Linked DNA regions of Homo sapiens: region 2 is linked to region 1. A link is a loop called in an ENCODE intact Hi-C map of the cell type or tissue named here. Cell type or tissue: PC-3. All regions are shown on one strand. Each heading gives the region's core, and the rest is flanking DNA. Links, peaks and the distances in the headings are about the cores only.

Region 1 (17,416 bases), core at 5,170-13,169:
TTGCTTACTGGATCCAATCAACATAATGTCACCAATGTAATGGACCAGTGTGATATCTTACAGAAGCAAAAAGCGATCAGGGTCTTTCCAAATAAACTATGATGCAAAGCTGGAGAGTTGATATACCCCTGAGGGAGGACTGTAATGGCATATTGCTGGCCTTGCCAGCTGATGGCAAAGAGCTTCTGGTGGGCCTTATGGACAGGAAAGAAGAAAAAGGCATTTGCCAAGGTAATGACTACAAACCAGGTACCAGAAGATGTGTTCATTTGCTCAAGCAATGAAATTACATCTGGTATAGCAACTGCAATTGGAGTCAACACTTGGTTAAGCTTACAATAATCCATGTCATTCTCCAAGATCCACCTGTCTTCTTCACAGGCCAAATGGGAGAGTTGAATGGGGATGTGGTGGGAATCACCACCCCTGGGTCTTTCAGTTCCTTGATGGTGGCACTAATCTCTGCAATGCATCCAGGGATGTGATATTGTTTTTATTTACCATTTTTCTAGGTAGAGGCAGTTCTGATGGCTTCCAATTGGCCTTTCCCACCATAGTAGCCCTCACTGTACCAGTCAGAGAGCCAATGTGAGGGTTCTATCAGCTGCTAATTAGGCCTATGCCAATTATGCATTCTGGCACTGGGGAAATGACCACAGGATAAGTCTGGGGACACACTGGACCCAGTGTAAGTCAGACCTGAGCTAAAACTTCATTAATTACCTGACCTCCATAAGCTCCTACTTCAACTGGAGGTCCACAATGACATTTTCAGTACCCTGGAATCAACATCAGCTCAGAGTCAGTGTCCAATAGTCCCCAAAATGTATAATCATTTTCCTTTCCCTAATGCACAGTTATCCTGGTAAATGGCCAGAGGTCTCCTTGGGGAAAGACGAGGGAAAGATTAACAGCATAAACTGTCAGTAGTGTAGTGGGGTCCTTCTTCAAGGGGACCTGGCCTCCCCTTCATTCAGGGGGTCCTGGGTCTGTAAACTTGCTCAAATCTGGACATTGATTCAGTGGCCGTGATTCTCTTTTTGGTAATTCAAATTAGTCTTTTGTCCATTTGACCTTGAAGTTATCTGCTTATATAAATTATGTAGGAATACAGTAGCCTTTGTATCAATTTTACTTCCAGGAACACTGTGATTAATTAGCCAGTGACTGAGCTCTTCATGAGTCAGACTATTCTGATTGCTTTTTGACTCACTGTCCATTATGGTAGATATGCCCACCTTGCCTTTGATGGTTGAGCCCCGCCACTTGGCTCCTGCCACCTCAGGATGCAATTATTCCCATTGTAGTTAAATTTTGTAGTTGAGTGACTGTAGTTTCCACTGTTAGATCTGATATACCAAGAAGAACAATTACAGGGCTCTTCAAAGATGCAGGTGCTGACATCACAAATCTATTTCACAAGGCATTGGTCAAAGGTATATTTTCTGGACCCTTCCAGCTGGAATGAGTAGGTCTAAAGTGACCAATCCATTCCCTCATCCCAATCTCCCTAAGCCTTTGGATCCCTTCCTCTACATTAAACCAAGGAAAACCAGGCATTTCCAGCTCGCTCTCTGTGGGCCATCTTTTAATCCATATTTCAGCTAAACAAGCCAATAAATTATTATAACCTTTTTTAAATCCCCTAGGTGTAACATTAAATGGAGAATTCCTACTAAGTGGGCCCAAATTAATAAATTCTGGCTGATCCAACTCTGTGTTTCTTCCACCATTATCTCACACCCTTAATATCAATTCCCTTGCCTGTTCTCCAGATTTCTGTTTATATAAATTAGAAAACTCAAGCATTTCTTTTCCAGTGTAGCACACCTCTTCATGGGTCACACTCTCAACCTCACCTCTAGGGGCTCACCAGGACTTTAGTCTAGTTATAGGACTAAAAGCAAGCAGGGGTCACGGAGATGGCTCCTGAGGAGAATCAACATTATGTTGCCTGACTAACTGCCCCAGGGGTGACCATCATTGTTGCCTTAGGCAGTGCAGGATTTATCTCCTCAGACAAAGTTGGAAAGGCTGATGGCAGCATGCATCCTGGAGGGGATGTTGCCACTAATGGGGATAGAGAAGCTGTTTCTTCTGGCAAAAAATGTTCATTAGAGTTTCAAACTCAGTGTCCCCAGCTTCATCAGGATCCTCTCACACATCCTCATTCCAAGTTGCAGGTTCTCATTCTTTTCCAATCAATGCCCTCACTGTAACAGTAGACACCTGGTGAGTCTGTGCATGTGCTATTCACTGTAGGGTAGGCACTTGCATGATAAGAGCTTGTGTTTGTTTTTCCACAATTTCAACTCTTTCTCTACAGGAAATAAGACTCTCACTTGGGGAAATCTTAGCAGATTTAGGACTCAGTATCTGCTTCTGAAGGCAGAAGTTAGAATCCCTGAGTTCATCATTTTCTTTTATCACTGTGTCCACTAAACTTAGGAGCAACCAATGAGCTTCATTATGTTCCTTGTTTCTCCGCATGTGGTCAAAGGTATTATGTATAGAGTCAATAAACTCCTTGCCTGTCATGAGCCGTGAATCGTGGGTGTCAAATGAATTTAGTTTGCATAATTCTGTAAGTGGTTTACACCAAGGACTGTCAGTGTTCTCCATACTATTAGAAGTAGAGTTCTTAGCATTTTTGGGTCTAATCATATTAAGCAGCCCACTCCAGAAACCCTAACGAAAGAACTCCATCCTTAATATTCTGCTTCTCTAGAAACACTCCTGGTACCAAAATCTGTATTAGTCAGGGTTCTCTAGAGGGACAGAACTAATAGGAGATATATATATATATATATCTATCTTGTGGAATCACAAGATCCCTTAATAGGCCATCTGCAAAATGAGGAGTAAGGAGAGCCAGTCTAAGTTCCAAAAGTGAAGAACTTGGAGTCCAATGTTGGAGGGCAGGAAGCATCCAGCACAGGAGAAGATGTAGGCTGGAAGACTACGCCAGTCTAGTCTTTTCACGTTTTTCTGCCTGCTTTATATTCTAGCCATGCTGGCAGCTGATGAGGTGGTGCCCACCCACATTAAGGATGGGTCTGCCTTTCCCAGCCTAGTGAGTCAAATGTTAATCTCCTTTGGCAACTCCCTCAAAGACACACCCAGGATCAATAGTTTTCATCCTTCAATCCAGTCAAATTGGCACTCAATTAACCATCACACATACCAGTCAGTTACTGTACTTGGTAATGCTCAAGATAAATACTAGAGCTTTTTGCACCTAATTTACATTTTATAATCCCAGAAGCTCTTAGAGCAAAGTGTGAGCTGGGGTTTCTGTGATGAAGAATTATTATTTTTTCAAAATTAATTTCATGAAACTCATATATATAATATATATAATCTAATATTGGAAAAAATAATCCCAAAGTATTTGCCCAATCCAGGTATGAGGGCTGGCTTTGCATCACACTAATAAATTAAAAGTAAGAACAGGCAAATGATTCTGAATCAAATGATTTAGATCACATTCTTATTCACCCTCTGCTCCCTGCTCAAATTTCTTCATCCAAACTCTTCTATTCTTGTACTAACAGAAAGTGATGGGCTGGACTAAGAGTAGCGGTTTCTGCTTGGTTTAGATAAGCACTTCAAAGGTCGTGTGCTTATCACATCTATCTGCCACTCTTGACACAGCAAAATTGCTTTGGATATCTCGCCAGACCAGCTTTACTTATGATATATATTTTTTTCTTATTCTAAGGTCTTCAAGATAAAAAGTGCAATGAATAGGCATTGATCTCTATTCTTCTGATCCAAACTAAGTCAGAAATTCTGCAAATTGAAGGTGATATGTACATTACAGGCCAATGGAGAATTTAAAATTCATGAAAGTTGCCACACTAGTCTTTTTTTTCTTTTTTTTATTATTATTATACTTTAAGTTCTAGGATACATGTGCACAACGTGCAGGTTTGTTACATATGTATACATGTGTCATGTTGGTGTGCTGCACCCATTAACTCGTCATTTACATTAGGTATATCTCCTAATGCTATTCCTTTCCCCTTCCCCCACCCCCAACAGTCCCCAGTGTGTGATGTTCCCCTTCCTGTGTCCATGTGTTCTCATTGATTTTCAAAGTAGGTTGCCACCTGGTCGTCAAAAATATCCTTTAGTGTGCATTTCTAGAAATAATTTTATTATATAAGGAAGGAAAAAATATAAGAGAAGAAAATAACTGGGGAAAGGGAAATAGTGCAAGAGGGTGTTTAAATGTTACTAATGACCAGGGAGGGGAAAAACACCTGGAAAAGTTTTCCATAAATATTAATATCTTATAACATGTTATGCTATTTCTCTATCACACACACACACACACACACACACAAGCACACATACACACACATTCGATATGCTTACCATTTATGCATAACTGGAGATGTGTTTTGCAAAACTGTGACTTAAGTCAGTAATAATTGAAAAAACAAAATACAAATGCAATACATCTGCAACAGTCCCCGTTCACCTTAAATATTAAATAAAAACAGAAATAACCTTTTCATTCATTTATTGATTCAACACCCTTTTAGCTTATGATTGTTATATGGAAAAACAAAGTGTAACATGCTGTGAGGAATAAAATACAAATATGACTAAGTACTTGATTTTATGTTTCTTAAAACACATAGAGGGGAATTATAAATAACTTTCTGCTCAGGTTATTTTTAAAATATAATTTTTGTCATTTAAGTTTTGTTTGAAATTGTAAACAGATGGCAGTTCTGAAATGTTGTTTACATGAGATATTCTTTGACTACACCGTAAGTAATTTTTGAGTATCCAAAAAGGAAACTTAGTATTCAGTTCAATAGTAAGCATCAAGCACTGTTTTGCAAATGTGATAATATCAGAAGCCTCGCATGTAGAGGAGAGATTTACATAATAAAGTCAAGCACTGGTTAGACTGAGAAGAAGCATATCTGGAAAAGCAAATCTGATGCTGAATTTCAGCCGTGAAGCATATAGATAATATAATCAGAAATGATGCTGAAATTTTTATTTTAAATAACATTGGAGGATCCCACAAATATCAGGCTTGACTACTTGGCCTTTTTTCTGCATATAACAAGGAGTTGTTGAAACTTTTTGGAGAAATAAATGATATAATCTAGGTCTTTTAGTTATAAATATTTTCCATTTCCCGGAGGCATTGAAAGGAATCTCTAAAAAGAAATTAATTTAACTGACATCCTGTAAATTCACAACTGAATCACCTTAATGGTCTTCTTAGAGTTTTTTTATATCTTTCTTTCATTACTGGCACCTTCTTTGGCTTCAATAGTTATATGAATGTGGATATTTTATTTATTAGCCCCTCTGCTTTGCCGAATGAGAAGTTTAAATATTTTTTCAAAGAATTGCCACTCCCGCTCCCAACTACAAGAGTTTAGCGTTGATATATTTTACTTTTAGAATTTTAAACAAGCTGCCATCTGTTTAAAGGTTTAAACAAAACTTAAGTAACAAAATTATATTTTCAAATTGACTCGTTATTTGGATGCCTTTAATAGAGTTTTTCACTTTCTTCATTGCATGTTTCCGCTGAACATCTTTATGATCTATTCATTACAGGTACATCCCTTTAATTGAAGCTACCTGGTCACTGCATTTTAGTAAAGATTAGCTCTCTGTTTTTTCATTGTATATAACCGCTATGTGACAAATACTCCACTACCATTTCTTCGTTAGTAATTAGGACCACTTATATTTCTTTCTTTACCTACGAGGCACAGTGGAAGGAAAACAGATCTTTATTTTATATCAATAATATTATCGTTTTGAGAGGTAAATATTGAGGACCGTATCTTATATGTTTCTGTGATTACAAACTACATTTAAATGCACTCACAGCAAATGCCATATATCAATATTATACTTATCTCAATCTACATTAAAGCAAACTTTCTCGTGACTCGGGAGTTATTCTATAGATCAAACTGGGATTAGTCTTACGTTAAGTTCTTTTTATTTCCTAATTGTCCTCTGGTAGTCATTGTCTCAGAGATTTCTGCAGCATTATTCTTTGATATTTTGATAATTTTATTGCCAGATGCATTCACTAATAAAAATAAGTCAAAGGCCTCTCATAAGCATTCAAGTACCTGTTTGAAGTGACATTATTATTATTTTTGTTGTCATTGTTTTTCTGTTATTATTGCCTTTGCCTATTACCAGATGCATTATTTTACAAAGTCATAATGCTATCACATATGTAGGTAGAATTGGTATATGTATATATATATTTATTATTATTATTATATATTTTTATTATTATATATTTTTTATTATTATATATATATTTTAACTGAGTGCTATGGGGACTTCAAGCAGGAAGAAGTTAATTTGTTATTTGATTTAAGAAAGATGCAGTATTTACTGAAGCAGCTGAAATTAAGTTTCTCGTTTATAATTGAACCACATAATCAGCAATACTGCTGGATATTTCAATGGGCAGCAATAGAACTTTATGACCTAATAGCTACTAATACCAAGTGCATCTTGAAAATACATAATTTATTTCTTTTTTCTTCTTCAGCTTTTTCTCTTTTCCAGGATACTGATTAACACAGTAGAGGCTTGAATTGTGGCAATGTTGTCTGTTCTTGCCTCTTCTGCTTCTGTAAATCTGGATCATTCAACATTGTTTATCACCTGAAAAGTGACCCCATTATTTATAATAAAAATGACCTTTCCATGTCCAAGGTGACTTTCCTTGAACAACCAGAAGAAAAATGTGTTCTTTTTTTCTCACTATTTTTTAGTCCTACTCAGCCTTCAGAAAGCACACTCTAAAAGGATTTAGAGTCAAAGATAATCTGAGGATGACCCATTTAATGGGCAAATAGACCTTTAACCTGCTAGATAGATGTGTCTTCCTAATAGGAACCCCCACATTTTGTTTTCCTGCTCCAGCATTTTGATCAATATTGGTAGAACCCAGGTTATTTATTTATATTGGTATAATGCCTGAATAGGGGGCAACTCCACCTTGATGTTTTACAGTGGCCTGAAACACATTAGCACCAAAAATAAATTGATCAACCTCTTTCTTCCCTTTCTAGGGCTCCAGGGGAGTTGTTTTTCTCAGAATTTGTGAGCACGCCCAATAGGTTTTGTATTTATTTAACTATTTTTTCCTTTTCTCTCCATACTTCCCTTTTAAGGCATTTTTTTCTATTAATATACTTTCCAGTTAATGAATTTGTTTTCTGCTCTAGCCAATCTGTTGATTAAGTTATAGTAAATCAAAAATTTCATCTGTTGTATTGTTCTTTTGTTAAATAATTTCAACTTGTATTTGAGATTCATGGAGCACATGTGCAGGTTTCATACATGTGTATATTGGGTGATGCTGAGGTTTGGGGTACAAATTATCTTATCACCCAGGTAGTGTGCACTCTACCCAATAGTACACAATAGTCTTTCAACCCACATACCTCTCCCTCCCACCCCCTGTAGTAGTCCCCAGTGTCTGTTGTTCTCATCTTTATGTTTATGTGTATTCAGTGTTAGCTCCCACTTCTAAGTAAAAACATGCAGTATTTGGTTTTCTGTTCCTGTGTTAATTCGCTTAGAATAATGGCCTTCAGTTGCAACCATGTTACTGCAAATGACACAATTTTGTTCTTTGTATGGCTGTGTAGTATTACATGATATATATATTATATATGGTAATATATAATATATATACCATATATAATATATATACCATATATAATATATATATTACATAGTATATTATATATTTTATATATATTATATATACTATATATATACATATAGTATATATAATATATAGTATATGTATATTATATTTTTTATATATATATATATATATATATATATATATAGCATTGTCTTTATCCAGTTCACCATTGATGGGCACCTAGGTTAATTCCCTGTCTTTGCTATGGCAAATAATGTTGCAATGAATTCATTCTTCACAGTTCCAATCATCATTTTATGTTTTAAACACTCTTCTGTTTTCTTAAACATACCAATCATAGTTATTTTGGCATTCCTTTTTTTTCTGCTGCCTGTGCACATTGTTTTACCATGACTTGACCTGGGTAATGCTTCTCACATGTAATCTAGGGGAGAACGGAATGTAGTTTGGGGTGGGTGATGGTTGCTTAGAGTCAGAGAAAACATAGTATCTGTAGTGTAACTTTACATGTAACTTTCTCAATTAAAAAAAATCATATCTTTTTAAAACTCCAGTGCCTATATCATCCATGCATTTATTTCTTTTTTATTCTATTGATTATTAGTCTTATTTTCTTGCCTCTTGCCATGTCTAGAATAAAAAAGCAAAAACCTACAGGTGATGTTCTCACTTCCAAGACTACTTTTTTTTTAATTTCCTCTCTTAGATAGCGTGAGGATGGACATTTTAATTCAAAAATGAATTGATCTTAGTAAGAATTGGAGTAGAGTTGCAGTAAGACTTAGTATACTCTGGTTCAATCTCATTTTTCTTGTCTTATTATTTTTGTTCTTCTTGGGAACCTAGCTAATTGGGTTATTTACTTTTAAAGTCTATGATAAATTCATGCCCTCTATTTTTTTTCTTCTCTTCCACCAACCCACACTATGTAGTTCCAAACCTGAGAAATGCTGGAGACTTTGTGTTGGAGGCAGACCTCTTTTCTTGTTAGCCTTAGGTTGATAAGCACTGTGAGACTGAAGAATATATTACTGTGACTTTAAAAATTCTCAGCCTAGTCCTCCCGCCTCCTGTGTGCAAACCCATAACTCGGCAAAAAACGCCTGGGTCAAGTCAACTGATTATTTGAGGTTTCTAAGTCTCCAATTTATTATTCCAGCACTGAAGGACCACTAAAATGTCTGCTGATTTTTCTTTTCCCCAGTGGGACCTCTCTCTCTGACATAAACCCAATCCTTAGCCTATATGCAGAACTAAGCACTGGGAGAAAATTACTCATGTTTGTAGTGTGTAATACTGACACCCTGAAAAGGAACAGCAAATAAGGTAGGAGACCAGAAAGAACAGTGGTGTAGAAACAAAGCATTAGAGTCTCAGAACTGCGAACTCCCACTACACATATATGGAGGCAGAGATTAAATGTGCTGCTTAATTCTCCTTATTCCTCTGTTGTTCAATCCTGTGGACGCAAAGTATGAACAGTCTGTGATAACTCTAACTTTATGTTGGTGAAATCTATAATTAGAACTAGAAATTAGAGGTTTCAAAGTCAGGGATTGTAGGAAATTGAGAATCTGAGAGTGTTTGACACTGTAACATACTGATTTAGCCATTAACTTTCATCCAAATAAATAAGGAAAGGAAATAAGATTCATACATTATTATTCTGTATCTTGTTATCATCTAGTTAAATTTCTGCTCAGATCCATATAGCAAGGAAGGCAAAGCAGTTTCTATATTGTTTAGTGGTGTGTTGTAGTAGCTCTGTGTAGAATTTTATGTAACCACGAGATTGTGAATATTAATTATGGGAAAATGCATATGGTCTAATGTTTGTGGTGTAAAATGATTTTTTCCTCATTTAAATTCTCAAATCATGTTTGTCATAGAATGGTGGATTTGCTCCCTTTCTTGTGATTATTAACTGCTGGCTGTGAAGTCATTGATAAAATTTAAAAATTCCTTAATCAGTGTAAAGGACATTGAACATTGTCCTAGAGTTCAAAACATACCTAAAATTATTTTTTTATTAATATGTTATTCTTTAAATAAAATAACAAACAAACAAAAAACAAACAACCCTGTTAACAAATGGGCAAAGAACATGAACAGACACTTCTCAAAAGAAGATATATATGTGTCCAACAAAGATATGAAAAAAATACTCCACATCACTAATCAACAGAGAAATGCAAATCAAAACCACAATGAGATACCATCTCACACCGGTCACAATGGCTATTGTTAAAAAGTAAAAAATAACAGATGTTGGCAAAGTTGCAGAGTTAAAGGAACACTTACATACAACTGGTGGGAATGTAAATTAATTCACCCTCTGTGGAAAACAGTGTGGAGGTTTCTCAAAGAACTTAAAACAGAACTATCATTCCACCCAGCAATCCAACTACTGGATATATACCCAAAGGAAAATAAATTATTCTACTAAAAAGTAACATGCACTCCTATGTTAATCGCAGCACTATTCCCAATGGCAAAGACATAAAAATCAACCTAGATATTCATCAGTGGTGGACTGGATAAAGAAAACGTGGTATATATACACTATATAATACCATACAGCCATAAAAAAGAAAAAAATCATATTCTTTGCATCAACATGGATGCAGCTGGAGGCCATTATTCTAAGCTAATTAATGTGGAAACATAAAGCCAAACACCACATGTTCTCGTTTGTAAGTGGAAGCTAAACATTGAGTACTCATGAACACAAAGCTGGGAACACTGGATCCTGAGGATCACTTGAGGTAGGCGGTTGTTAACTGTGAATTAAAAGAACTACCTATTGGGTACTATGCTTACTACCTGAGTGATGGGGTCATTTGTACACCAAACCTCAGAGACACAGAATTTATCTATGTAACAAAACTGCACATGTACTCTCTGAAGCTGAAATAAAAGTTGGAAAAAATGAATAAAGTATGTAACTCTGCAGATTTCAAAACACAGTAAAAATGCTATCCATAGGCTAATTTTGTTAGATAGGGAATTATCCACTCTTAAACTGCCTCGAGTTAAATATTTAGCCATGAAAGCACAAAGCTAAAAAGAACATTAATTTGGGACAACTTGTCTCCATCATTTCTATTAACTGACTAATGAACACCTGATAAAATTTCCCAGTAAGAATATTGTGCTTTATCCACGTATTTATGGTGTTTACGTACAAATACATAGCCACTCATACTTTTTGGGCTCAGGAAAACTCAATATGTAGTGTTTGTACCACTGAACAATTCCACAAAAACCATTAATACCTTTCTACTAGTCTGTGAAGTATATTTCTATACAAATAACACTGATGTTTGCAAAACTATGAAGTTAAATCCAATCTTATTTATACAAAATAAACCATATCACACTAACTATATAAAATAAAATATCTTGGGAAATGCTTTTTAATGTATTTACTCCAAGCCTTTAAAGTAAAGATGTAATTTCAAAATTAGAGAGACAGCTGTGGTAGTAGTTATAAAATCTGACTCATAGTCACACTTCAATTAAAATCAGAGAATCAAAAAACTCCATTTAAGCTGAAATCATCCATCATTTTAAACACACTAAGGAAAATGATTTACCAAACTGGATACCATGTTTGCCTTTTGACTACTATTAAAAAGGGGCATGAGATTTCATGATATTGCACCGAGCAAGAGTTTGTCCCAAATTCTTAAGTTATGTCTTCCCACAATTTTATAAATTTCATGGTCCTCTTTTCACCTGCTTTGACTTTTACAAGATGGCAAAAATTATATCTTACTGATAATCACTGAAATTCTGAAGAGATCCTTATTAGTTTGATTTACTTCAAAATAAAATGTAAGAGAAATTAACTCAAAATGCCAAAACACAAATCATAAATTTGTATATAGTCCAGTGAAGTCAGAATAACTTTATTTTTGAATTCTATCTAGTTGCTGGCATTTTATATCTTACCCCCAAAATACTGTCTGAAATCAGATTTAAATGACTTAACTAACCCTCAGCTAGATAATAACCCCATAGTCTTCTATTGATTGAAACTAAATGTCAAGGCAATAAAAACATATCAACTCTATTTTACTCCACTGAAATGTTAAAAATTCCATAAACCTAAAATTCACAAACAATAGTTGTCCTTATTTAAGGACATCTGATATTGCCATTTTTATGATTCTAAGTTTCCAAAATTACTTTTGGGCTCAGATGCCTATAAATGTCTCAACTTTATGGCTTTAAAAAAGAAAGACTGCCAATAAGCTACTAATATTTCAAATAACTTGTCTCTCATAAATTTTTTCAAAAAGCTGATCTTTCCATATTAATGGCAGTCAAAATTATTCATCTGAATGTCACAAGAAAATAAGTCAAATTGTCAAATACAATTGGTATCCATAATTATTTTGAAATTACATTCTATACTAATTACTACATTTTTCCATTTTTATTTATAAAAACAAAACAACTGTGAAGCAATTAGTCATTTGTGAATCATTACTTTCTGGAAACCTTTTTATGGAGTTTGAAATTTACAGTAACTCGACTTTAGTCATCCTTACATTCTTTTAAAATTCATGGCAATAAATCTCAGTGTCTATGTACTACCTCAGTGTGACAGTCCATTGTGTCAAGGTGGCATACAAAATTTTTCAAGGTGTTTATTTTAATATGTTTCCTACTAAGAAGTAGGAAGCACTTGATTATGAATCAATCTGATTTAAAGATATTTCTCTTCTTTTTTCTTTTTCTCTTTAAATATAATGTAAGAAATTCAACCATGCAGAAAACAACATGGCTAAAATCAATATCTTACGGTTGGTGTAGCTAAAAGAGTAATAAGGAAGGACTTTATCTGCACTGTACTGAATAGAATCCAAGGTAAATTATACTTAAAACATAAGCCCACAATTACCTTGGAAAGGAAATAGGCACAGCTGTTTAAAAAGTAATATTAAAGGCCGGGCGCGGTGACTCATGCCTGTAATCCCAGCACTTTGGGAGGCCAAGGTAGACGGATCATCTGAGGTCAGGAGTTCAAGGCCAGCATGATTAACGTGGTGAAACCCCGTCTCTACTAAAAATACAAAAATTAGCCAGGCGTGGTGGCTGGCGCCTGTAATCCCAGCTACTCGGGAGGCTGAGGCAGGAAAACCGCTTGAACCCGGGAGGCCGAGGTTGCAGTGAGCCGAGATCGGGCCATTGCACTCCAGCCTGGACACCAAGAGCGAGACTCTGTCCTTCTCCTCGCCAAAAAACAAGTAATATTAAAAATATTACACAATTGTGTTTCTTGATACTTACATAGTCCTCACACATTTATCTTTAAATTAAAATTCTTAGAATAATATTTTCCTAATAAAGAGACCTGTCTCAGCATCCCAGCTATCATAGTGTGAAAGATTTCTCATTTTGGTAATTCTCATAATTAATTTGAGTCAGGTGAGAAGGAAAAGATTGCTAGCTTCTGCTAAAAATAACTCAGGCTCATGTTTCAAAAATATTCTCTTTTAAAATAAACAGGCACAAAGGTGATATAAACCTCCTATACAGGAAGTACAATGAAAATGTCACTCAATAAAAACCATACACCTCACCACCATCACTCTACCAGAGTTGTCTTAAAAATAAAGTAAAAGACAGACAGTAAGGAAACAACTTGTCAACGTGTCGGTCCCATATGGAAAAATAAACAGATACTGATTAAAGTGAACGGAGAGTGGAGCCACATAGAGGAGAATCATGTGAGCAGGTGGGGAAGGGAAGAAAAATCTATATTCTGGACTTAATCATCCTTTTACAGTTGTTGCTGATTTTAAGAAATAAATCCATTAAAATTCAAACTGAAACATATTTGTTGAATTGAAGATTAGTTCCTTACTCTAAATCAAAATACAAGATTTAGCAAATATGTTAATTTGCAAACTTCAGAAAAAGGCTTCAAAATATATTCTGCTATAAATTTAATTTATTGTCTTTACTAGAAATATTTCAATTATATGTAATTAGCTCTGAAAATCTGATCAAGAGAGTTATCTTTTTCCACACACTAGACATATTAACAGCATTTTTCTCTAATTGAATCCTATGGTTCTCCCCAGGACTGGTACAATAACTTTTAGTTATTTGCATTCCCCATGTTACAGTACAATTAACACAGTCACCACTCAGCAAGTAATATTTAAAATTCTTAATAAAGACCATCAAGTAGCTGTTTTTTCAGAATATCTCTTTCAGCAATTATTTAAGATAATCATGTCTCATCCATTTTCCTACAGTCATATTTTAAAATTTTACCCTCTTCTTTATGATTTCTTTCCTGCAGTTGCCCCTCTGCTCATCAGAATAAAGGAATTACTCCTCAGGCCCCACTTCCTACTAAGACAATAAATACATACCCAGTTGCAATTTTTTTTTTCCTTTTCATCTCATGTTAGTGATGTTTGCCATTTAACTTACAAAGCTAAGCTCATTAATATTAATATAAAGAACCTAAAATAGAGTTGTGAATGCCATTCGCATATATCTATTTTTCCCAAATATTCCTTCAACTGTACTTTTGCTGACATCATTCTATAGGGTAGTGAGAAGAAAAAATACTAAGGTAGGAATCAAAAGACCTAACTTTGGTTCTAATTCAACTACTTTAAGTATATCTTTGGGAAAATCTCTTGATATATCTGGATCACAGTTTGTTCATTATTAACATAAAAGAATAGGCCTAGGTAAACTTAGGCCAGTTGTATGATATATGGTTCTATGCTTTTCTGGAAGGATTGTCTGTTTACCACAAGTATTCTGTGCGGTAGAATGAAAAAGAAACAGTTAAAACTCAGCTGATTGGCATCCAACCTCATTATTTACTAGCTATGTGTTATTTGGTACATCATTAAACATTTTGAATCTTGTACCTTATTTGGAAAATAAAAATAGTTGTAAATAGTTGTATGTCTCTTATGTGATTTTTTGTGATGGACTATATCTGAAGGCTAAATTAATATTATTTTCCTTCTCCCATTATTCAAGACTCAAGTTAACTCTCATGCTCTCTTGAAGCTTTCAATGATTTCTTTATTTAAAGGCACATAGTGTAATAGGCACTTGGTTTTCGAAACATACAAATCATTATCTGGAAGTAATCTTTTTAAATCCTGAATGTCTTTAGGTGTTTAGCTATATATTCCTCATGTTTATTTTTATGTTCTTCCTCGTGTTACAATAATTTAACTAGCTGTATATTTCCTTTTTCAAAACTCGAGACTAGTAACCTCATAGGATTCATCTTTGCGTGCAATATAATGTTTAAATGACTGTCTTGCATATGATTGAAACTCCATAATTATTTGAAGAATCGATGACTGAATTCACCCCACAGTAATATCCAGCAGCAAATTTCCATGTATTTGAGGCATTATTTTCCTTATGTTTTTTCTTAACCCTCCACAGGAAACTCATCTCTACAATGCTGTAAAACATTGTAAGTCAATCAATAAGTAAATTTAAAAACTAAACTTTGTCTTTCTGTTTTTACAAAGATATTTTCAAAAGCTGGTTTACACAAACAGTTTTCATGAGCTCAGTATAGAGTATGTCTTGATAAGATCTGAGAAATGAAATGTGTAATTCAAAATACATTCTCATATCCTACATACTGGAATGTCTAGTAGAGTAAGATAACAAGAGTTCACCACGGTAAACTAATATTGTATGATTTAATCTTTGCTTTCCCCAAGGAAATAAATACACTGGTAAATTATATTTTTGTGCAATTTTATTAACTTCTTTGGCTCACTTTTCTCATGCGTAAAACTAGGAAAATAACTATTAATCTTTTAGTATTGTTGTAAGAATGAAATAAGATAATTTATGAAAAATGTTTATCAGGGTGTTAAACATAGAGTAAAAGCTCTACAGAAGTTAAATATATAAAAGCCACTGGGGAGTACAAAAAGGGGGATGTGGAAGGGAATAGAATGAGTGTTGAAAAAATTACCTATGGGTATAATGTTCACTATTTGGGTGACAGATATACTAGAAGCCAAACCCTCACCACTACACAATCCTGCACAATATATCCATGTAAAAATCCTCCATGAGTACTCCCTGAATCTATAAAAATAAGCATTAAAGTTAAAAAAAAAGTTCAGAAATAAAATGTTTTATTTATTTTCTTTTCTTTCTTTATTTTTTTCTTTCTTTTTTTTTTTTTTTTTTTTTTTTTTTTCTTTGAGACAGAGTCTCACTCAGTAGCCCAGGCAGGAGTACAGTGGCAAGATCTCTGCTCACTACAACTTCTGCCTCCCGGATTCAAGTGCTCCTCCCACCTCAGATTCTGGAGTAACTGGGATTACAGGCATGCACCACCAAGCCACGCTAATTTTTGTATTTTTAGTAGAGACGGGGTTTTCCCCATGTTGGCCAGGCTGGTTTTGAACTCCTGACCTCTAGTGATCCACCGCCTCAGCCTCCCAAAGTGCTGGGATTACAGGCATGAGCCACCACATCCAGCCTTCAATTCCTTATCTCAAAAGATAGCATTTAATTCCAAAATTGTTGCTTTGTACCCATTCTGTACCATGATTGAGGATATTGAGATTTTTTTTAAATGGCAAACAACTTACTATCCCTTAGAAAGAACTAAGTTATCACAGATATCCATGAATTATTGTGGAAATTCACAGAAGGAATGGTTAAATTCAATAGAAGATATCAAGAGGTGACTGAAAGTAAAGTGACTTGTTATTTGAATCATAGTGGAAGAAGACAAGTAGGATTTAGTTATGCTAGTCTAGGGGTTAGGGAGATCATTCCAAGAAGATGAAAGGAAATAATCAAAAGCAAAATTACTTGAAAGCACATGGAATATTTGAGGCATAACAAGTATTATAATCTTTGCTATAAAATTAAAGTATCTGCAGTAAATAGGAGAATTTTCTGAGATTGATAGACTCTATGAATTACTAATGATCACAGTGTAATAATGACTGTAGTATTAAGCTGATTTTATAATAAAAGTATTGCTATGTATGTTGTGTTTAATACTAATAAAATGGGTCATAACTTTATCTTACATAATGAAACCTGTGGACTAAGTGAGCGAAAGCAGTACAGAATATAATCCATTGCAGTGAATCAGGGATTTTAATTAGAAAGAATTCTAAGGGTTAGTGAGAATGCAAGAATCACTGTCTAAGTTCTGATCTTGAGAAGAAAAGAGTTGCTGAAGCTGCAGAAGTTCAGAAGTCTTGCATTTGGAAGATACTTGCTTTTCTATTAAAATATATGGCATGCATGGGCTGTGCTGATTCATTAATTCCAAATATTGGAATTTAGCAATGGGAAGCATTATATTCAAAACCATGATATCAAATTAATTCTGAAGAATGAATATTTTAGAAAAACACAACTTTGAAACAAAGCTGCAGGCACACTAAAATTCTTTGTTGGACTTTATATTTTTTCTTTTGATCGCTCCTAGTCGACACAAGCAAGAGTAAAAGCAAACTATAAGATTTAAAATGACAGTCTAGAAATAAACTAGTTTATAGTCAGTTGTGTGGTGTGCCTTTAGCTAATATTGATATTTTAAGTTGTAGAATCTTATACATCTCTGAAGAGACATAGTGTGTTTATCATATCACAAATCCTCTTTACTGAGGGCTTATTATTAAGATAAACCTTTGCTTTAGGCTTTTAACTCTTCCTTGTTGTATAATTTAAGAGTAAAATAGTTTT
Region 2 (17,416 bases), core at 5,057-13,056, 150 kb before region 1:
ATATGTAGATACTTGGATGGATATATCATAAATGACACTCGAACTGAAATAACCTTGTTGGTTTTTTCAAAGTCAGTTATTTTATATGGATCTTTGGGTCCATCTCTCACAGCAACTGTCTACTTGGGGACAACGACATCTATTTTTTTTTTTTTTTTTTTTTTTTTGCTCTAAAAGACATATCTTACTGATTCTGCAAGGAATTGTCCTTCAAAAATTAAATGGTAAAGAAACTAAAAAGAAAAAAGGAACTATGGTGGGCCTATTTTTTTTCTATTTGTATAGCTAGATAAAAATCACGTTTACATTGGGACATAGGAACTATTCCATTTTCTTTGAACGCTAAAAAATGTCTTGGGCATGAGGAGAATGATAAATGAAAAAGCAGACCCAGCATGATATACCCAAGTGAAGCTCTCTCCACATGCCCTTTTACTCCTCCATCAGGGCATAAAGAATGACATTATAAAAGTTGGGTTATCTTGACCTTCTGCTTACTGTGAAACACATAGTTGATCTTTTCTTCTATTCATCAGACTCTTCCCAAGTACGGCTATTGGATTTTTTGACTTGACACTTAACAATGCTCTTCACAGTAAATGCTAGTTAGAGCTTGTTTACTTGAAAGTTACCAAACTCAATTCAAGTTGACTAAAACAAACAACCAAAGGAATTGTTTTCTCATTAAGTCAAACTCAGTTCAAGTTGACTTAAACAAACCACCAAAGAAATTGTTCCCTCATTAAGTAGTAATTTATTTATTTTGTTTTGTTTTGGTCCATGTGGACAGAGGATATCTTGCTCAATATTTTTCAGCACTTCTCACTGTGTGTTGACTTCAGTTTTAGAAAGTCTCTCTCTTTTGAACCTCTAGATGACAGACAGCAGCTCTAGTGACCACATTTACCCCAAGTCACTCACAACAAACAGTAAGTAATTTTAGTCTAGAATTCCCAGTGAATAGTACTGGCATATATGCTGATAGATTTAATTTATACTGCTCTCTTAACCAACCAATGAATATAAGTCATACAGTGTGTTGCTTGGCTTAGGCCTAAATTATGTGCTCTGCTCATAGAAGCAGTAGTGATCACAGAAATATAAATTATCCCAGGGTGCCAATTTTGCCAACTGAGTTAGAAAGTAATATAATAACTGCTAATACCTACTCTTCCAGATAGCTATCTGATGTTGATTCATGCATTAAACTGGATCAAAGTAGTTGTAATAGGTACAGTACTTCTGGACAACAATCTAACTCAAAAATATAAAGAAAAACAAGACAAGCAAAATGCTTTATTTCTACCCAGCATTTGAATCACTGGGTATTTGTTTTAAAAATTAAACATAAAATTTAAAAAATAATAATAAATTATGCAGGGTTTGCCTATTTAAACAGATGAATTTAAAACAACAAAATTTTGGAAGTCAATATCCATGAGAGAAAATTGTAGTGCATCCTCACACTCATTGGTAGGGGAGTGATTTTTAAATACTCCCCATTATAAAACTGTGTATCAAAACAAACTGTGAGGCTATATTCTCCTAGTTTTATACCACCTTTTATCTCTATACCTCATCTGCGACCCTGAAAAATTGCAGCCTTAATGAATCCCTATGATGCTGGCAGTATGTCACAGCTGTCACTTCTATGAGCCATGTTATTATAGGAAAATATTTGTAAGGAGTTCTATAAATAATATATTACACAGCAATTTACATGGCAATTCTGAAATCTAATAAATGAGAACTATTTTATAGTGTAATGTTAAATTAAAGAAAAAGTAGGCTAGTCCATTGAATACATACCTTAATGGCAATCATAAATGCTGAGCTATGGATGCTAATTTAACTTGGGCTAAAGAAATGAAAAGAGAGTTTCCTCTATTTTATTTATTTTCTATTATGTAATATGGACCTAATAATATATCAGCATTATTCTTTTATATATTTATTTCTATTATATACACAGGGCAGAAATGATAATTATAATTTTCTTTTCTACATAGGTATCCACATATATAAGAGAAAACTAATTTAATAAACAACCAAATTGTATACTGCCTTATTCATATATTAATAAATTACATTTGAAAGTCACACAGAAAAGCCAATTCCACAATGATATCATGATACTCAATAAAACCAGCTACTTAAAATTCCTTAAAATTTAGTAAATTTTTTTAATCTAAACCTATTAACACTAGGGTATTTTATCATGTTCAATCACTAAAGAAGAGTCTAATCCTGTAAAGTAAGATTTCCAAAATGAAAGCAGGAAATTAGAATGACTACTTTGCTGGTAAAATGCCTGCTGGCTCGTAATGCACAATATCCGAAAGGTGATCAGGCCACACAATGACTCAATCTTGATTGTCTGCTTTTATTTAAAGTTATTGCTGCTAGGAGACTGCTCTCTCGTAATCGTGCCTTGAATTTCCTTGAAGATGGACAATTCCTGGAACCTGCCAACTTGGTGAGGGCATTGGGAAAACAGAGTGTGCATTTAAGGAGAATTTATTTTTTTCAAATTTTTACTGCATTCTTTACCCAAGAAATATAAACAATACCATAACATTTGAAGTTCAGAAGGTGTAAGAACTGTCTTGATGAGGACTTATATTTTGGTTTTAGTGTACACAGAGAGATGTGTAACACTGATGTATGTGTTGGGTAGCTGTGAAGCAATAAATTCTTAGAGTTCTTTACCCCTCAGGGGAAAAATCTGGATAAGCAATTGTTGCCATTGTACAGACCACAGGGCCATTTTCAGTGGCCCAAGACTATACAATGGGCACAATATCCAATGTTAAAATGATTTTTTGAAGTTTTGGGAACCAGGCCCATCCTTGGGTCTCTTCCTTTATCAGTTATCCTAATCTAGTTAAAGGGTAAAAATTGGCAGCCTTCCACTCAGCATCATCATGTGTGATGGTGGCACTACCATCTGTAAAGTGTATGAACTACCTTTGCTATTCACTCGTGATCTCAAAGGGCTCCACAGGTGACCAAAGGGTCTTGGAAATGGATGACATCATTTGGCATCATTGTATCTGGAAAAGAACTGAGGAGAGATTAGGTCACCCCTTTATACAGGTGGCATACATCAGAGTGCCTAGGTTGGGCTCTATCCTACGGTTAACACTTCCATTTGAACAGGAGGTTATGATGGTTATACAAGCTTATGGCCTAATATTTCCAAATACAGGCATGAATAATGAAGAGCCTGCAAGAGTCTCCATCTCCAGAAGAGCCCAATATGTGGCTGGCTTTCACTCTATGTTGTATAATGTGGGACTGAAGAGGGTAGTTTTATTATATAGGAACCCTGAGGAATTTGTAGCCATTGTAGGTGATCTAGAGACTTCAGTAAGCATGAAGAGAGTTTGTTGAAACTTGTTTGTTGAGAGTTTGTTGAAGCAGTCTCTGGTGGTCACTAATGAAAGTTCCTATTATATTGCAATGGAGTGCCTACTACATTGTAATGTGCACGGATTCTAGAACCCATTGTTTGAGGGGTTGTCTAAAGTAGGCTGATTTGAAGTAATAAAATAATAGAATTATATAAAATTTGCATACAGGAAAGGCAATGCCTCCAGAATCCAAAATGTTTCCAAAGATATTGAATTTATAATTATAATTAAAATGTGATTTCTGAGCAGGTCAATAACTCTTTCTTGACATTTTCTAAGATGGAGTAGCCCTTGAGAATCAAATGATGCCAAGAATTTAGTGAAAGTCACATGCACTTCTACATTGGGCAAAACCATATCCCACCCATTTTTGTGAGATCATTTGTGAGTATTAGTCTGTACTGAATGAGTTTATCAAATGAATCTCCCTGGGGAGGACAACGTCAATGTAATGCCCATATCTGTTTTCTTCAAGAATGCTGGATGAGGTTAAGATGCTGCTTGCAAAGATTGAGTGTGATAGCAGGGCTGTTGAGATTCCTCAGGGGTATCCTAGGGAAAGAAAACAGTACCTGAGAGGCATTGAAAAATGCAGGGAAACAAACATTTTAGACAAATCTGTAATAACATAACAATTACCAGCTGATGATTCAATGGAGTCACTAGCTTCAATAAGATTTACCATGAAAAATTCAGTGGTTGAAACAATGGCAATAAAGTTCCAGCAATTCACCATGAGACTCCATTTATTCTCTCTATGTGTAAGAATAGGCCAAAAGGTGCTATTAAACAGAGAAGCAATGGAGATAATCATCCCTTTTCTAAGCAGGTCTTGTTAGAATTCTTGAAGGTCCTGTTTTAATTTCAGCCGTGTATTGGTATTCTACAGCAGCTGTGATAACCACAAAGTTAGTTACATAAAACAATATACATTTATTATCTTATAGTTCTGTAGAGTTCCATTTCCCAAACTGGGCCTCACTGGGCTGAAATCAAGGTTTTGAGAGGGCCAAAATCCCTTCTGAAAAGTCTAGGGGATAATCTTTTCTTTTGGTTTTTCCAGAATCTAGAGGTTGCCCACATTCCTTTAGTCGTGGCCCTCTTCCTCAGTATTCAAAGCCAGCAGCTGTGGGTCAAGTTCTTCACACATTACCTTAACCTTCCCTTTTGTCTCAGCTTCTACATTTAAGAACCCTTGAGATTATGTTGACCCACACAGATAATCCAGGATAACCCTATTTTAACATCAGCTGATTAGCAGCCTTAATTTCATCTGCTGCTTGAATTCTCCTAGTAATATAGTATAATAATTAATATAAAATAATGTATAGGTTCTAGGCTTAGAAAACGACATCTATGAAGGACCATTATTTTCCTTACCACAGCTTATGTTAATTATTTTAACCAGAAGGGAAGGCCATGGAATTCCATTTTATACACATGGTTTTGAGTGTCACATTTATAGAAGTGTACATTTAAGTGTACATTTAATTTTATTTAATGTATTATAATACTTGTTATGTCAGAATGTTATTATTACTGAATATATTATTTGTTCTGTCAGAACCCATGTCCTTATTATGGGGACAACGAGCTCCATGAATATAGAAAATTTAGGCAAAGCAGTAGTTCTGATGGTTAATTGCAGCCATTCCTGTTTGCTATTTTGTTTGTTAACTCCTCTGTGAGGAGAGGGGATACATCACATTCTCAGATTTTTCCAAATGTAACTGTCATTCATGTTCTGGTGTTGATAAAGACACAGAAGTTTTGCCAATTGGTGTATTTCAGCAGATGTTAAAGTAAATACAGAACCCGAGTTTTGAAGTGCGAAAGCCATTCAATGCCCTTTTACGTTTTTGCTGTGTTAATTATTTTAGCATATTCTGGATTTCCAGTTTGGGAAAAATCATTGATGTTTTTTACAAAGATTTTTTTCTTCCATTTTAGTCAGTTTAAAAAAAATGTATCTATTGCTTATTCATTTTTACTATGTGGTTACTGGACATACCTCAAAGGGCAAGTCCTCTCTATCCTGCTAATATTTGTAAGTTTTTTTCCTTTGAGGAAACTCATCATGGTTAGAGGTCTTCTCCATGGCAATTGTTGCTTTACTGGGCTTAGGGATCCCAGACTTAATTCAGGTTTAATTAACCTCTTGGCTGTGCCATGTGGGTGCCATGTGCATTTTCCTTTATAAGCCTGAGTATTAGGAACATCAAAGGCATTTTGAAGGGTGATTACAGCCATCTCCTTTTAGAAATGTGGACCTCAGAGTGCCATATGGTGACTATGTTTCCTACTGACCACATGACTGGCCTGTGTGTGGCATAGGTTTTCAGTCTCTCCCTTAAGCACTGTACAGAATGAAAGCCAATGCTTTGTTAAGACAAAAAAACAAACAAACACAGTCACAGGCTAAAGTTGCTCCCCTAAGCCAATCATCAGTCATGGCTTATGCCAGAATGAAGACACATGATTCTATCTAAGACAGAGATAGGACTGGGCCAAGACACACAACTAGGGCCATATTCATGATGGCCCCAATGTCATACTCTAGCCCTTAAATGCCAACTCTAGAAAGTTCCAATCCAGGATAGTTAAGTTAAATCTATAACAGAGACTTCTCAGGACTCAGCAAATGAACACAGCCCAAATCACAAGCTCTGAAGTAGGCAGCAGCACAGCTCAGAAAGCATACTAGCACCCCAAAGTCCATTCTCCCCTGCTGGCCACAGAGTCTGTTAGCAAACAAAAACAATAGAAGAAAGGTCCTTGGTTGTGGTGACCATCACTTGTGTGTCCTGTTCACCTTGCCAAATGTTTACACTACCCCACAGTAAATATAATCGATTCTGTACCCAAAATTTTGTTTGGGTGTAAGGACTGATGATGTCCCTTGCTCAGTGTATGAGCCTACTCAGGCTGCTATAACAAAGCATCATAGACTGGGTGGTATAAACAACAGAAATTTATTTCTTAAAATTCTAGGGCTAGAAAGTCCCAGATTAAAGTATCAGCAAGGTAGGTTTCATAATGGGGTCTTATCTCTTGGATTTTAGGTGTCAACATCTCCCCTATGCTCAAATGTTTTCCTTGTTCATGTGTAGAGGGAGAGAGAGAGTAAGCTCTCTGGGGTCTCCTCTTAGAAAAACACTTATTCTATCAGAACAGAGCCCATCTTTATGACCTTATTTCTTCTTAATTACTTCTTTAGAGGCTCCATCTCCAAATACAGCCACACTGGGCTTTAGGGCTTCAAAATAATAATTTTTGGAAGGACACAAACTTTCAGTCTTTAACATTCATCGAGAACATATCAAAAGATTTATTACTCACAAAATGAGACTTTCTGGGGACATTAGGTTGAAAGGCCATGTGGATCTCTTTTCCCAGAAATCCTAGTTGAGGGCATTATAAACTTACATACCAAACCAACTCACCTCAGATGTACAAGTGAGCTCAACCAAGATTAGCCAGTCAAGATTTGGACTAGAACAACTTTGCAACTGCTCTCATTTCAAATTGCTAATCGGCAAAGTTGTGAATTTAAAAAGCTATTGATTTAAACCATTCAGTTTTAATTTCATTAAGTATTCTTAATTGAATTTTTCCCTACTTATAAACTAATGCATATTATTGTTGTCTACTTATGTCAAAGATTGAGATTTGTAAGTATGCATAAACTCATATTCTCAAATTACTTGTACTCTATCTCTTTTCTATGTTCAATTCATTATTAAAAATGTAATGTACTATTATATTACTTCCTCTAGACAATCTCCACTTTAATTACTGGTTTTGATTCACATACCATGAAATTTGCAGCCAGATTTCTACCATTATGTTATTATTTTCGCCAACATACTGTTTTGCAACTACATTTACAACACTGCTAAATTAAATTTCCACATCGTGCTATTTTTCAAAACTTCATAATGATTACTTTATGCCAGCCTAAAAAAGTAACTCCAATTTACCTCTTAATACACTCTGATATATGTCTTCAACATTTTTATCATGAAGATTATTTAAGAAGTAATTCATCTAAACTATTTTATGTCTTATGCTGTTTATTCTCATAAACAATAAAATAATTAATTTAAAATTATTATTTTTCAGGAACTCTGTATATACAGTTCCATTTTATTCTGATACCATTGTTTTGTAAGTAAATTCTGAAGATGGGGAGATGTTCATTTATTTAATAAATTTACTCTTTTTTGTGAAGACTCAATGTTAGTTACTCTTTCCAGATATATTTTTATGTATACTCCTTATTTTATATATTGTTCTTTTATATATTTTCTGCTGTCTATAGACACCATCTTCTTTCTCATCTTCTTTATTGTTTTGCCAGCCTTAAAAAGCAGAAATGTTAAAATTTGTTACTTCATCATCTCCAAATGTTTGATTGAAGTTTCATTCTGAATTTGTCTACTATTAGTTCAATATTAACTATGTATTTGTGTATACAATATGGACTATATAGGAAAGCATATATGTAAAGTAACATCTTTATATATTTAAAACTCAAACACATTACCAGATTATATCTAATGTGGTACAGCATATGACTCACAAACATTCACTCTCTTTTATTAACCCTAAGAGGGGATAATCCTATAACAAACTGTTAGTTGGATGTGACCATATGATTTATCTTCATCAGTGAAATGTGAAAGGATATTATATATGACATAGCTGAGCAAAAATATTTTACTGTTATTAAGAAATTTGGTTCAGCTTCTTGCTCTCATATTTTTTGTGTTCACCACCAAGAAACCGTCTGTTTCTTAGCCAGAAATAAGAGCCAGAGAGCTAATATGAACCCATCCTACACCCCAGAAAAGTTATAGCAGCTGATCTACAAAAAACATAACATTTTAGGAAGATACATATTGTTGTAATGCACTGAGACTTTGAAATTATTTGTTATGAAGCACAACTTAACAAAGGGTAATTCATTGATAAAAGATTTGTTCTTTTACATGACTTGATATGGAGGGAAATCTTTTTTTTTTTTTTTTTTTTGAGACGGAGTCTTGCTGTGTCACCCAGGCTGGATGCAGTGGCACTATCTCGGCTCACTGCAAGCTCCGCCTCCCAGGTTCACGCCATTCTCCTGCCTCAGCCTCCTGAGTAGCTGGGACCACAGGCGCCCGCCACCACTCCTGGCTAATTTTTTGTATTTTTAGTAGATACAGGGTTTCACCCTGTTAGCCAGGATGGTCTCAATCTCCTGGTCTCATGATCTGCCCGCCTCGGCCTCCCAAAGTGCTGGGATTACAGGCGTGAGCCACCGTGCCTGGCCTATCAAGGGAAATCTTAAATCATCAGAATAGACTTTTAATAAGACTGACAAGGATTTCTTCAAATATTCCTTTATTATTTTTTTTTTTTGCACAAGCATTTTACTTTATTAAACTTCTCAGCGATAAAATGTTGGACTTTTATTATCTGCTCTCTGTAGACACCATCTTCTTTCTCATCTTTTTTATTGTTTCTCCAGCCTTAATAAGCAGAGATATTAAAATTTTTTCCTTCATTATCTCCAAATATTTGATGAAGTTTCATTCTGAATTTGTCTGCTATTGGTTCAATACTAACTATACATTTCTTTAATGTTGATAAAATATTATAAACGGTTTTTATATTTCATTTTATTCCTTATTAATTTCTCCTTGTAAATTCTATCTTAATTTTTCTTCCTAGAACTCAGGCTTTCCTGAACTACATTTAAAAAGGGTTAAGTTCTAAAATGTACTGTATAATCTAAATATGACCAATTTTATTTCTTGAATGGTACGTTTTCTAGACTTTACACTAAAAAGTCTAACATGGAATCATAGATTTTTTTTTGAAATACACTAGAATTTAAGTCTATGTTAATGTTTACCCATATTGAAAGCATATGCATACTGTTGTCATTTAACTAGTTACCTATTTGCTTTTACAAGCATCTCTTTAAATCTTAAGCCTGAAGGGCTGCTTGTCATTGGTCCTCATCAACTTGATGATGTTCTTAAACCATTTATTTTTTGCTATTTATATGGAGCCTGAGAAGAGATAACCTTGCCCATGTTCAAAATGAAGTAATATTGGGATTATCCAAGCAGTCTGTATGTCTTCTGTTACTATTAACCCTGTTAAATATACTCCAATATAAATGCTGCCTTGAACATTCTATCAAACTTGCTAGCCTAAAGCCAGTGACTTCTGTGTTGAAAAGTTCAATGGACATTTCAACTACAGGGATACCTGAGCTCTCTGCCATCCTTGCAACAATTAGCCACTCTCTTAATCTTAACCCAATACAGTTTTTTGATACCTGTGGTATCATAACTTTCTCTTGATTTACACTTATTTCTCTGGCTGCTCATTTTTACTTTCTTCTTCTATCCTTCTATAAATACCAAGTTTTTCAGCACTTAGGCTGTAATTGTTTTACTCCGCTGGTATTTTCTTCTTAGGCTTCTAGTGCTAACTAAACATAAGGACTCAAATTTACATAGTACTTGTCTTCCAACTTAACTGAAATTTGACCTGCCCCAAATTGCATTGTATTTCCACCACACACTGAGTCACCTGTAAAATATGTATTGAAGTTGACATTTCCAATATATTCAGTAACTAACACTAGAGTGATGGGAGTTTTTAAAAACTATTTTCTGTACTTTCCTCTCAAGTCAATTTTATCTGAAAATAACTCCCCTTACCCTTGTGGCTATATAATTGTCATCTTTCCTAAAGTTGAAATTTAAATATTACTTCCTCTGGCTCTAAACTATATAGTATAAGAAAGCATCACATATAATGAATGGCTCATCATTGATGTTTAACTCATGTTTGAGTTTATCTATAATTCTTAGTAAAATAAAAATATAAAGAGTAAAACTCATAAAGAGGTCATGGTTTCAGTAAAAACTTAATATTTCATATGTGAAATGAATTAGTCTTATCATTAAATGGTCTCGATTTTGGAAAAGAATGGAATTATGGTCACATTCATGTAATTACTAAAGATAAATTTAGAATGCAAAATGTAGGCTACTTGTCCTGGTTCTTGTGTTCTTCGTTCTCTGTATGCAATTGTCATCCTGCAGTCACGTTACTTTAGTATATCTTACAGAATGAATATGCGCCCTCCTATGAAGGAAAGAATTCCTAGAGAAGAACTAACATTAGTTAAATGCCTCCTTTATATTTATTAGCTACATTGTAAATAAACCAACCCTTTCATTTATATTGGGAAATTTGTTTCACAGTTATTAATTAACATTCTCAAATATAAATTTCATTAACCATGGATTTAAGATATAAATCAAAACACATTTAATCACAAAGGCCATGATCTTCATATTATATCAGTCTATATCTAATTATTAATTATTTTAACTTCTAGGGTTAGTGAATTCTGATGAACATAGGTATGTGTGTGGTATACAGAATGAGGCAGTGTTTCCTGCAAACTGCATTCAATAAGCAAAGACTTCAATATATTCCATGTGTTTATACGTATTTTCAAAACCTTATTTGAGTCCTTTCCTTCCCTTATTTGATTTAACCAACAGAATATTTCATAAGTTAGATCTGGGGACAGCATTTTAAATACATGCCAACCAAACAGAATACCAATTACAATTTTAAACAGTTGAATTAAGGAGAACTAAATGCAACATAAATAATTCAATGTTCATTTTTAGAACATTTTCTATAACAATGAACAGGAAAAACACTTAAAAATGCAAGGAATATAATGGATTGTAGAAAAATCAATGTTATAGTTTGTTAATGGATTTGGTAACTTGCACTTCCAGGGAACAGAGAAAATTGAAGTGGAACTAAGATTTCATTATGACATATTTCAAACTCTCTTAGGCTCTTAAGATTTTCCATTTCATTGGCTGCTTTGAATTTCATATGCTAATTTTAGAACTGTTACAAATCAGAATTTAATATTTGAAAAGTGTATTACAATTAGTAATAATCCAGTGTGTTAATTCAGTGTTATTGTACTAGATTTTTAAAAAATGAGTAAAATGTATGGACAATTCATCACAATAACTAATAGGATATGCCAAAGTAGGTGTCTCTACCTACTCAACTTAAATGTTTATTAACTCAATTTATTCTGTCAAATTTAATAATACAATATGAAAATAACTATCAAGGTATTTAGCAACAATTAGATAATTGACACACTTCAAAGAAATGGAAGTCGTGAATGATTTGTCTTACTTTTCAAATAGCTGTATTAGTGCTGAATACACTTTGAAAAAGTTATTTTTTTTTAAACATGGGCATCTTACCTGTGAAAAGTTAAGATTTTGGGGGGAGGTTGTTGCTTTTTAAACAGTTTTAGTAAGATATAGTTTACATATCATACAATTCACTCATTTAAAATGTACACCCCCGTGTATTTTAGCATGTTAACAGAGTTGTGTAACAATAACCACAAATGTAGAACATTTTCATCACCACCCTAAAAAGAAACTCCATAACGATTCATAGTCATGATTGATTTCTCTTCCTGTCCCCATCTATGCTCTCCTTTCTACCCCCAGGCCCTGGCAACGACTTTCCTACTTTCTATCTCTATAAAATTTTGCCCCATCTGGATATTTAAAAATATTCCATTTAAAATATTCCTTTTTCCTAATTGTAATTATAAATCCTTTAACCAATATCCCCTACTCCTTCACTCCCCACTAACCAGCTCAGCCTCTGTTAACCATTATTCTGTTCACTACTTCTATGAGATCAACTTTTTTAGAAAGCACATATATGTGAGATCACATGGTGTTTGTCTTCCTACATCAGGCTTATTTCATTTAATATAGTGTCTGTTAGAGTCTTCCATGTTGTTACAAATGACAGGATTCTGTTCTTTCTTAGGGATGAATAGTATCCCATTGTGTATATTTTACATATTTTCTTTATTCATTCATTTACTGATGGGCATTTAGGTGGATTCCATTGTTGTTAATGTTTTTCAGGAAGTGGAAGTCTTCCTGAAAAATTAAATACAAGTGTGACCTTAAACATGTTGCTTTCTCTCTATTAGCCATAGCTCCTTCGTATTCAAATAAAATGGTTTGACCAAACCAGCATTCCCCAATGTGATTTGTGCATATTAGTCATGGAGAATACTCTGATACAAAAATAATTTCCAGCCCAAATTTGTTTTTAAAGGTCTTTGTATTAATTTCCCTTTTGAAGTGTCACAAAGAACTTTTAAAATTTTATGCATCCTGGCCAGGCACGGTGGCTCATGCCTGTAATCCCAGCACTTTGGGAGGCCGAGGCGGGCAGATCACGAGGTCAGGAAATCGAGACCATCCTGGCTAACACGGTGAAACCCTGTCTCTACTAAAAGTATAAACAATTAGCTGGGCGTGGTGGCAGGCGCCTGTAGTCCCAGCTACTCCGGAGGCTGAGGCAGGAGAATGGAGTGAACCCGGGAGGCGGAGCTTGCAGTGAGCCGCGATAGCGCCACTGCACTCCAGCCTGGGCAACAGTGCAAGATGCTGTCTCAAAAAAAAAAAAAAAAAAATGTATGTGTCTTGTATTTCATTCAATAAATATTGCATGTTATTTGTTAGGTAGTACAGGTTACATATTTTTATAATAGCTCTGAGAAATACTAAAGCATAGAATAAAATATGATGAAATTAATTTTAAACCATACTTCATTTGGCATTCTTTGAAAGTAATGATCACGGAAATATTTTTAGTCATGGAAAAATCCTCCTTTCATCCCTCTATCCCTCCATGGAACATATAGTAGAAAATACTAGGTAATCTTTAAACTCCATCCAAGTTCAAAATAGTACGTTTGGCAATCTCAAAAGCCACTTCTATATTGTATTTGTAACATATGATATGAAGATCGAATATATATAGCTGTTTTCTTTTACCTTTTCCTTCAGAAAAAGGGGGCCATACAAATCACAGAGTTTCAAATATTTGTAATATAAGTAACAGATTTAGGGTTCCCTGATAACTTATTACATTCTAACTTACCTAACTGTCTTTGCCTTGTCATCAAATTCTATAACACCAGTCATAGACTCATATCACTGTTTATAAGGATATAGAGTCATAGAGTACATATGTGGTTTGAGTTCTTAAGTTTTCACTTCTTCTGCATGGTTTATGATTTATCCTATTTGTTGCTTTTTTATTCATTATCGATATTCTAATTTTTCTTTTATACCCTGTTCATCATAAGATCTTAAATGAATTTAAGCCACAATAGCAGTTTTCTGAGCCCCAGTAGACTCACCCATCATTTTGATAGTAAAAACAGGTAATATATGTCATCACTATGCTAAAAAGTTTATTAACCCATTTAACCTTCATAACAATTCCAAGAGTCAGATTTTCTACTGAAATTACCCTCTTACTTAGGAGAATTGTTATAAAAAATTTTAAGGAAAAATGTGCATAATCTGTATGAAATTCTTTCCACACAGTAGGTATCTAAATGGTAATTATAATGATGATGATGATTTGGATTTTGAATCACTTACTATAAACCACTGTTACCTGGACTGTGTTGATTGTACAAAGGCAATTAGCTTCAAATAATCAAATAGATCTTGTTCAGACCTATTGCAAGGGCACCTTGGCAGGTGACTTTATTGCTTTAGTTCTGAAGTAAACAGAGTATAACTGCTTATTTTCACTGCTACTTTCAGAGTACTTAAAGGGATTTATATTTTAAAAAAGTGATTGACTTCAGGACCAATATTTAGTTAGCATTAATTACTCAGTAACATCTTATTTGATACAATATGTAGATCCCTAGGCATTTTTACAAATCTCTGTTTTTGTCAAAAAGTTGTAGATTCAGAATCTGGTTGGAGAAAAAACTCATTGACCCTAGGGGATAAATTGAGCACATTATACTATTAAAACATTTATTGACTTAGTCTTCCATGTATATGTCTCTTCGGCCAGAGCCAGTTTCCTAAAACTGAATAAGCTATATCTAGTATTGACTACTGGATCAGTTTCAAAAAGGAAAAAAGAAAAAAAAAATTTGAATGCGACATGAAAAAATGGTAAACTAAATATTCAATTTAAAAAGATTATGAAGGATGATTCTAATAAAGGTAACAAAAGGATGACCACACTCTCCTTGGAGATTACTTTGAATGCACTGCATTATTTTCTCCTGAGCCCTATAACATACACAATGGCACATGTCCTTTAATTTTATTAACATGGTTTAAAGGGCATTATGATATATGCTGCACAGTTCGCCAAAAAAATCTAAAGAGATCCTGAGGACTTGAACACATTTTTTTTCTATGCTAACCTCTTATCAGTGACTTTTTTCAGGGATTTTCCCAGGCAATTAGTTATATGGGTTTTTGCAGGTTACATAGTATTTACCATGTGAAAATATCGGAAAATAGGACAACTACAAGCCTATAGAATGAAGCTGGATTAACATAAATTACAAACTCTTACTACAAATGTGAAACTGGACTTTGAGAATTCCTGAGACTATTCCCCCATAATATTTAACATTCTGGTGAGAGCCCCTTCATTTTCTTTTCCTTTTTTAAAAATGTTAAGTTCAGGGCACATGTACAGGATGTGCAGGTTTGTTATATAGGTGATATGGCTTGGCTGTGTCCCCACCAAAATCTTATCTTGAATTGTAGCTCCCTTAATTCCCATGTGTTGTGGGAGTGACCTAGTGGGAAGTAATTGAACCATGGGGGCAGGTCTTTCCCATGCTGATCTTGGGATAGTGAATAAACCTCACGAGATCTGATGGTTTCATAAAGGAGACTTCCGTGACACAAATTCTTGCCTGCTGCCATGTAAGACATGACTTTGCTCTTCATTCTGCTTCTACCATGATTGTGAGGCCTCCCCAGCTGTGTGGAATTGTGAGTCAATTAAACCTCTTTCTTTTATGAATTACGCACTCTCAGATATGTCTTTATTAGCAGTGTGAATGCAGACTGATACAGTAAATTGGTACCAGGTAGTGGGGTGCTGCTGTAAAGATACATGAAAATGTGGAAGTGACTTGGGAATGGGGTAACAGGCAGAGGTTGAAGCAGTTTGGAAGACCTAGAAGAAGATAGGAAAATGTGGGAAAGTTTGGACTTCCTATAGACTTGGAGGGCTCTGAAGACAGGAAGATGTGAGAAAGTTTGGCTCTTCCTAGAGACGTGTTGAATGGCTTTGACTAAAATGCTCATAGTGATATGGACAATAAAGTCCAGGCTGCAGTGGCCTTAGATGGAGATGAAGAACTTGTTGGGAACTGAAGCGAAGGTGACTCTTGCTATGTTTTAGCAAAGAGGCTGATGGCATTTTGCCCTGTCCTAGAGTTTTGTGGAACTTTGAACTTTAAAGATATGATTTAGGGCATCTGGTAGAATAAATTTCTAAGTAGCAAAGCATTCAAGAGATGACCTGGTTACTGTTAAAAACATTCAGTTTTATGTTTCACAAATATATTGTTTGTAATTGTAACTTACACTTAAAAGGGAAGCAGAGCATAAAAGTTCAGAAAATTTGCAGCCTGACAATGTTTTCCAGGAGAAGAACACTAAGATTTTTGAAGACTTGAATGTTGAAAATAATCACCCAACCTCTACGAAGTAAAAATGACCTTATTATGAGTATTGTAGGAATAAAGGCAAATTCAGAAAGTAGTGGTGGGCCATCAGAAAGATTCACACTTCCCAGTATTATTGACTGTGATAGTGGTCTTTAAATAAAATTAGTCTTGCCTATTATTAAACCTCTTTACTCAGATTGCATCAGAAATCCACATATGAGTACAACCGAAATAAAATTGTGTGTATGGGTGTGTGTGTACGTGTGTGTGTATGCTATTACACATCACTCCAATAGGCATTCTTATCATTTCAAGCAGCAGAATCCTAACATCACCTATCTTTCTCAAATTTTGGTACATGCAACTCTTGAGGCTCTAAAAGTGTGGCAGAAGCTTAAAAAACCAACTACTGATGATAGTTTTTATCATAATGGATAACATAATCTCCATTTTTACATGTGAGAAAACCAAGGCAGAGAGGTGAAAGCAATTTGCCCCAAGTCACAGAGCTAGTACAGAATGGTGATGACATTTCAGCTCAGCAGTCTCATGGCAGAATCTGTAATCATAACCGCTCTACTATACTGAATCAAAACATTGTAAATATTCTTGGAGCATCAATTTTATCTGAGGATTTGAGAAAAACATATTACTTTTATATTAAAATAAGCAAAAATATATTATAGAGCAGAATGCAAGAAGTATGTGAATTTTTAATATGAAAAAAGCGACTTCATAGAGTGTTCTTATATCTGGTTTGCTTCAGGCAAAGGCACTTGATCTCGGTGGGGGGGTATGCGTTCATTGTCCTGTGCCAGTAGGAATATTTCAGTGAAAAACATAAAAATTTATTACATTACACAAAGTCTCTCCTTGCTGGGTGTTGAGCCTGTTTATTTATAACTTTCTTTTAGGTATGTGGTTAGACTAAACTCTTCATAACTTATAAAAAATTATATATATATATATGGAAGGAACACACAAATATATAAAGACAGTTGCATAAGAAGGTTTTCCATTATCCAAGTTCATAATTTTACTTTCTGTATCAGATTCTTAGTAACTTTGCAGGTTTCAGTGGACCTAAAATTTCACTACCCACCAGGAGGATGACAGGAATCCAGACTTGTCTATTGGTAATTCCTTCTGCTAAGCCATAGACTTATTTTAAACAACAAAGTTATCTTTTTAAATCCTAAATGTTTTTGATCATCTGCTTCTTGTACCACTAGGAAGCCAGGTTACTATAAGGAAAAGGAGATACCTGATTAGGAACAGCTAATTAGAATTCTTGGAGATATCTCCAAAATACCATTAACGAATTGTGATGGTGAATATTGAGTGTCAACTTCATTGGATTGAAGTATGCAAAGTACTTTTTCTGGGTGTGTTAGTGAGGGTGTTGCCAAAG

What was found. Peaks named below come from ENCODE experiments on the same cell type or tissue, not always from the same donor. Only the 100,000 strongest peaks of a DNase experiment are listed, where the experiment ranks them.
Region 2: a loop joins it to region 1, with 2.6 times the contacts of the local background. A loop is called at or near these places in 2 of 110 quality-filtered maps.

What each region holds. Positions count from the first base shown.
Region 1 is chr11:38,535,421-38,552,836 of GRCh38, forward strand. No RefSeq gene overlaps it. Among named protein-coding and RNA genes, the nearest start is that of LINC02759, 100 kb to the right of the region's middle. In PC-3, for the core only: no CTCF peak of the experiment used is centred there; no DNase peak of the experiment used is centred there; H3K27ac peaks cover 761 bases.
Region 2 is chr11:38,382,407-38,399,822 of GRCh38, forward strand. No RefSeq gene overlaps it. Among named protein-coding and RNA genes, the nearest start is that of LINC02759, 260 kb to the right of the region's middle. In PC-3, for the core only: no CTCF peak of the experiment used is centred there; a DNase peak (open chromatin) is centred at 9,965.